Linked DNA regions of Homo sapiens: region 1 is linked to region 2. Evidence: read pairs that join two places in POLR2A ChIA-PET (ENCODE). Cell type or tissue: B cell. All regions are shown on one strand. Each heading gives the region's core, and the rest is flanking DNA. Links, peaks and the distances in the headings are about the cores only. Region 1 has its middle 22 kb from the start of RAD23B. Region 2 overlaps RAD23B (RAD23 nucleotide excision repair protein B).

Region 1 (2,919 bases), core at 96-2,595, 56 kb before region 2:
ACATAATCTTTTTCAATATTCAATTTGTTCCATTTTGTCCCAGCATCACCTTGTTTGGCATTTTCCAACTTCATATGAAGGTTAAATATTTAATAAGGCATATTGCCTCAAATTATTTCCTTGTAAGTTCCATATGTGATAACTAATATGTTGTTATCACTCCTGTTGAGTTTGAATACTGGTGAAGTGGAATGCTTTTTTATTTTTTATTTTTTGTCTATTTATCTATTTGAGATAGGATCTCGCTCTGTCACCTAGGCTGGAGTGAAATCGGACGATCATAGCTCACTGCAGCCTCGACCTCACCGACTTAAGCGATCTTCCAGTCTCAGCCTTGGAGTGCTTTTTCTTTTCTTTTCTTTTCTTTTTTTTTTGAAGCGGAATCTCACTCTGTTGCCCAGGCTGCAGTGCATTGGCACGATCTTGGCTCACTGCAACCTCCACCTCCTGGATTCAAGCGATTCTCCTGCCTCAGCCTCCTGAGTAGGTGGGACTACACGTGTGTGCCACCACTCCTGACTAATTTTTGTGTTTTTAGTAGAGATAGGGTTTCACCATGTTGGCCAGCCTGGTCTTGAACTCCTGACCTCAATTGATCCACCCGCCTCAGCCTCCCAAAGTGCTGGGATTATAGGCGTGAGCCACCGTACCCAGACGGAGTGCATTTCCAAATGTGTATTTATTGACCACTTGTATTTTTCATTTGTTTGTTGTCTGTCCATATAATTTGGCAAGTTTAGGGCACTCAATTTTTTTTACTGATTTGTAATCACACTCTATTAATTGAACATAGCACATGGTTTATCTTTGTCTTTATTTTAATTTTTCATAGCTGGAATATTTGACCCACCTATAACTGGCCGAATTTCTGCATTAGGAACTTGCTATTATTGGAGCATCCATTCTTTTCCCACTGATTTGAAATGTCACTTTTATCGCCTTGTGTTTATAACTCTAAGATCAGGCTGCTGCCATTCATACACCACAAACCTCTTTACCACGGTTTTCTATAAGGTTGTGAGTGAACTGGAACAGTGGCCTTTAACACATGGTAAATGGCATATAAGTGATAGCTCTTATTATTGCACTGGCTAAAAGATCTCTCCCTTTGTGGTTTTGTTTGTTTCCACTTCCCCCTTTATTTGGTGAGAACAACAAGCTCAGTAAGGCTCAACCTTTGCTCTTTGAATCGGTTCAGTTACTCACCTCCCTAGAGGCAGTTTAGAAACTCCCTCGAGCAGAATAAATGAAGCTCTCCTAATTCTTTGTTTTGATGTTTCTGCCCACACCCACACTCCTGACACTGTCAAATATTCCAGCCTCTGACTTTGGGATCCTAAGAGATGCTGTGGGATTTAACTGCGGAGGTGACACATTCAATGTATAATGGTAACCTGAAGGGGCACTGATCCCACTGAACTCCTTAGCTCCCAGCTTAGGAACTGACTGTGGCAAATTTCAGTTAGCAAGTACATCTAGCACAGTGAAGGCTAGCAATTTCTGAAGTCCTTCAGTTCACTTCCCAGCCCCTAGTTCTGTGAATTGCCTCAGGGCTGGCTCCTAACAGCTGTGCCTGGGCTCTGAGCTTGGAATTTTCTTCTTTGAACTCATACAGAAAAATTTACGTGTTTTCTTTTTTTTCTGTCAATCTATTTCCAGATGCTTTATAGCTTTCAGAACTATAGCTGAGTACAATCTACCAAAAACGTAGTGGTTTAAAACAACAATTTATTATTATCTTATGAGCCTCTGTGTTGACTGAGTTTAGCTGAGCTGTTCTTCTGGTCTCACTTCTGGTCTCTCATGCAGTCATAGATAGCAGCTAGGACGGCAGTCCTCTGGAGGCTGTGCTGCATGGAGACATCCAAGATGACTTCTCTCACATGTCTAGCAACTTGATGCTTCTCCACATGGCCTGTCTCCTCATCCTTAGGGGTATCTCATCCTCCAGGGTTTCTACACATGACCACTTTCTACAGCGTGGTAGCTGGATGCATACATTATGGTCCGCTTTCATGAGTGCAAAAAAGGAAGGTGCCAGGACTTTTAAAGGCTTAAATCCAAAATGCTACAGCATCACTGTCACTGCATTTTATTGATTAAAGTCCACCTGCAATATGGGAGGAGACTACACAGAGGAATAAGTACCAACAAGCGTGGTTCACTGGGATCATTTTTGTATAACTATCACATCACTTTGTTTTGGTTTCCAAAGCTGTTGTGTTTTGGGACGTTTTTTGAAATTACTTCAAAAAGATTTAGAGGAGAAAAAAATGAACTCAGTTTTAATTCACCATCTTAAAGTGGGAATCCAGTATTTGTTTTGAAAATGGCTGTAGAAATTATTTTTTGGTATTTGTGTTATTCTCTTTTTACTATGTGCATTGTGTAATACAACATATACAATAATCTCATTTTCTAATCCTGTCAACATCACTTAATTGAAAAAATATGGTTTTCTTTGAAAATAAAATCTCTCAGAATAAGAATATATTCAATTCTTTAATTCAATAAACATTTAAAAAAATCCCTTATATGCTGGGTCCTATAATCAAGGTACAGAGTGACTAATATTTTCAATTTGATTCAATGATCAGTAATCATAAAGCATTCTTTTTTTTAAAAGTACATTAAGCTCTTATTAAATTTATGGAACTATAGGGGTATAAAGGATTTTAAGGCAGTGTTGTCCTCAGGGAGCCTTAAAATAGGAATAGTTATTAAATGTAATAAAAATGAACATGTTGTGCACACACAAAAGACATTCTTGGGCCCTTATCTAACACCACATACAAAAATTAATTCAATATGGATCAAAGACCTAAAGATCTAAAACTAAAAAACTTTTAGACAAAAACATAGCATAAAGATTCATGACATTGGCTTTGACAATGATTTCTCAGATATGAACAAAAACCA
Region 2 (2,919 bases), core at 162-2,661:
CCTCCCAGAGTGCTGGGATTACAGGTGCGAGCCACTGTGCTGGCCTCTCTAGTTCTTTTTACAAGTCATTTGCCTTTGGACTTTTAAGATCTAAAAAGTATCACATTGCTTATGGGTATTTTTTTGAGATTGTATAATTTAACTAGGAAACATGATTTTAGGAGTCATAGTGTAATGATTAGGTGTGGAGACTCTTGACTGTCAGCCTGTGTTTGTATCTCTGCACCATGACTTAATACTTTTACGAATTTTTTTTTTTTTTGGAGACAGTCTTGCTCTGTCGCCAGACTGGAGTGCAGTGGCGTGATCTTGGCTCACTGCAATCTCCGCCTCCGGGGTTCAAGCAATTCTCCTGCCTCAGCCTCCTGAGTAGGTGGGACTACAGGCACGTGCCACCATGCCCAGCTAATTTTTTTTGTATTTTTAGTAGAGGCGGGGTTTCACCATGTTGGCCAGGATGGTCTCGATCTCCTGATCTCGTGATCTGCCCGCCTCGGCCTCCCAAGTGCTGGGATTACAGGCGTGAGCCACCATACCTAGTCTTTACCAAATTATTAATCTCTCCAAGCTGTACCCTCCTCATCTTTTAAAGGAGTTGAAATTAAACCTTTCTTATGAAGTAGTGAGAGAGAACTAAATGAGAAACACCATGTTAAAATAGTGCAGTTCTGATTTTTTGTAGCTCGTAATTTCGTTTGTATTGATACTGATTTCTGTATCTGGGAATTAGGTTACTGAACATGTATTGCTACTTGAGTTGCTTTGTGCTCGAATTATATCAGTAGATAAGAAAATAAATAATTAAAATTTATTGTTTTATGGGATGGGAAAAGGAAAGTCATTATTTTAAGCAAGATATCAAATGCTTAATCTGTTTGTGATATTTGGGGGTTTTTAGCTATTAAACACCTTTATTTTTGAAAATTCTGCAGAAAAAAATTATTCAACAGATACTCGGTTTCAGCTGTGTATCAGGGAAACATGCAGAATGACATGGTTTCCTGCACAGTCAAACTTGCATTCAGTTGGGGCAAGAAAAAAATAATGAAACATTAAAAAAAAAAAAAGATAAGTGATATTAACACAAAGGGCTTCCCTAAAGAAAAAACAGAAGGCTACCTAGGATGACTAGGCAATGCCTTTTAAATATGGAACTGAAGCATGTTGAAGGAACTGGCCATCTAAGATGGCTGGTGTTGTGTAAAGGCCCTGGGGCAGGAAAAGGTGTGGCCTGCTGAAGTAACACCGGGAAGATGAGTGTGGTGGGTGGAGGATTGTTGAGGGCTGGGAGCCAGAAATAAAATGAGGGGTTTTGCGCACACGCGTGCGTGTGTGTGTGTGTGTGTGTGTGTGTTTACTTGACTTTTGCAACTGGCTGAAGAACAGATTATAGATATGGAGACAAGAGTTGGAAACAGGGTGTAATCCCATCTAGAGACTGTTGTGGGCTTGTCTTCAGTGATGACAGTAGAGAATGAAGAGATGGGTTTGGGGTGTAATTTAGAGATAGGACCTACCAGGTATGCTGGTAAGTGAGGTGTGGAAGGAAGAGGAAAAGGAACTGAAATCACCAGGGTTTTTGTCCAAGTGCTTAGGTAAATAGAGGTGCCATTTGTTTAAAGAGAGCAGACAGACAATGGTGGGACACATTTGAGAGGGAAATCTGAATTGCAATTAGTTGAGGAATGAGTGGAATGTGAGAAAGTGGACACATGTTCAATAGCTATGGCTGTGATGAGAAGACAGCAGATGGTTCCTCAAAGAGGAATTAGGATGAAGTCAAAGGTGGGAGGTGTGTTTTTGTTTTAGAGTGAAATATAGGACATAGTTAACTACTGACCCAGGATAATTACACAGAGGGGTAAAGATGTTGGTGGAGAAGAGGGAGGATAACCAAATCCAGTTTGGTTTGAGTGTGAGGCAACAATAAAGGTAATGGTCCCCAGAACACAAGCAGAAGAAAGGATAGTTTTAAGTGAGGTAAGTTTATGAGGAAAATAGGTTTCATTTATTCAGAGTGTTGTCTGTATTGAGAGGAGGGAGCATAGGAGTCTGTAAGAAGTGACTTGGAATATTAGCGCTTTGGGCATTTTACCAACTTTGTATAGTGTACAAGATTTTAACTTTCTAGCTCCTAACCTCTCTTTCCCCCGTTTCAGTTATATAAGGTATCAAAGGGAAACTGTGAACTTGTTCCATCGGAGTTGATGGTTTGAAATACCATCCCTTCCCCAGCATGTTTTCAGAATTTGGTGTCTCTTCTTACCAGTTGCCTTCCCTGACCTCCTGCTAATTCTCCCTTACCTTCATACCTCATTTTTCTATTGTACTCTGAAACATATTATATGAGTTTCCTGTTGCTACTGTAGTAAGTTACCACAAACTTATTGGTGTAGAACAACACAGATTAACTGTCTTCTAGTACTGTAGGTTAGAAGTGTGACACAGGGCTCACTGTACTAAAATCAGGGAGCCGGCATTCCTTTTTGGAGACTCCGGGGAAGAATTTTTTTCCTGATCCTGTCCTACCATACCTTGGCTGGTAGCCCCTTTCTGCATCTTCAAAGGCAACAGCATAACATCTCTCATCCTGGTTTTGTCTCCTCCTCCTCACACCTGTTTCTCTGACCCTCTCATCTGCCTCCTCCTACTACTATTAAGGATTCATGTCATTACACTGGACCCACCTGGATAATCCAGAATGAGGTCTCTGTCTTAAAGTCAGCTGATTAGCAACCTTAATTTTATCTATAACCGCAATTTCCCTTTGCCTTGTAACCTATTTATAGGTTCCAGGGATCAAACCAGAGGGCATCTTTGGGGGACCATTACCTACTACATATATGTTGTAATTTATACTGTTACTCATCTTTGTATTCCCAGCATAGTAGTTCCTGAAATGTTGTATACATGAATCAA

What was found. ChIA-PET counts read pairs that join two places held together with the same protein. Peaks named below come from ENCODE experiments on the same cell type or tissue, not always from the same donor. Only the 100,000 strongest peaks of a DNase experiment are listed, where the experiment ranks them.
Region 1: POLR2A ChIA-PET joins it to region 2 with 8 read pairs; 8 of 35 experiments call an interaction of 5 or more read pairs at or near these places.

The regions. Positions count from the first base shown.
Region 1 is chr9:107,259,486-107,262,404 of GRCh38, forward strand. No RefSeq gene overlaps it. Among named protein-coding and RNA genes, the nearest start is that of RAD23B, 22 kb to the right of the region's middle. In B cell, for the core only: no CTCF peak of the experiment used is centred there; DNase peaks (open chromatin) are centred at 1,156 and 1,846; H3K4me3 peaks cover 1,100 bases; H3K27ac peaks cover 504 bases.
Region 2 is chr9:107,315,768-107,318,686 of GRCh38, forward strand. The region is part of intron 5 of RAD23B (RAD23 nucleotide excision repair protein B); the gene reads left to right. Among named protein-coding and RNA genes, the nearest start is that of RAD23B, 34 kb to the left of the region's middle. In B cell, for the core only: no CTCF peak of the experiment used is centred there; a DNase peak (open chromatin) is centred at 1,523; H3K27ac peaks cover 598 bases.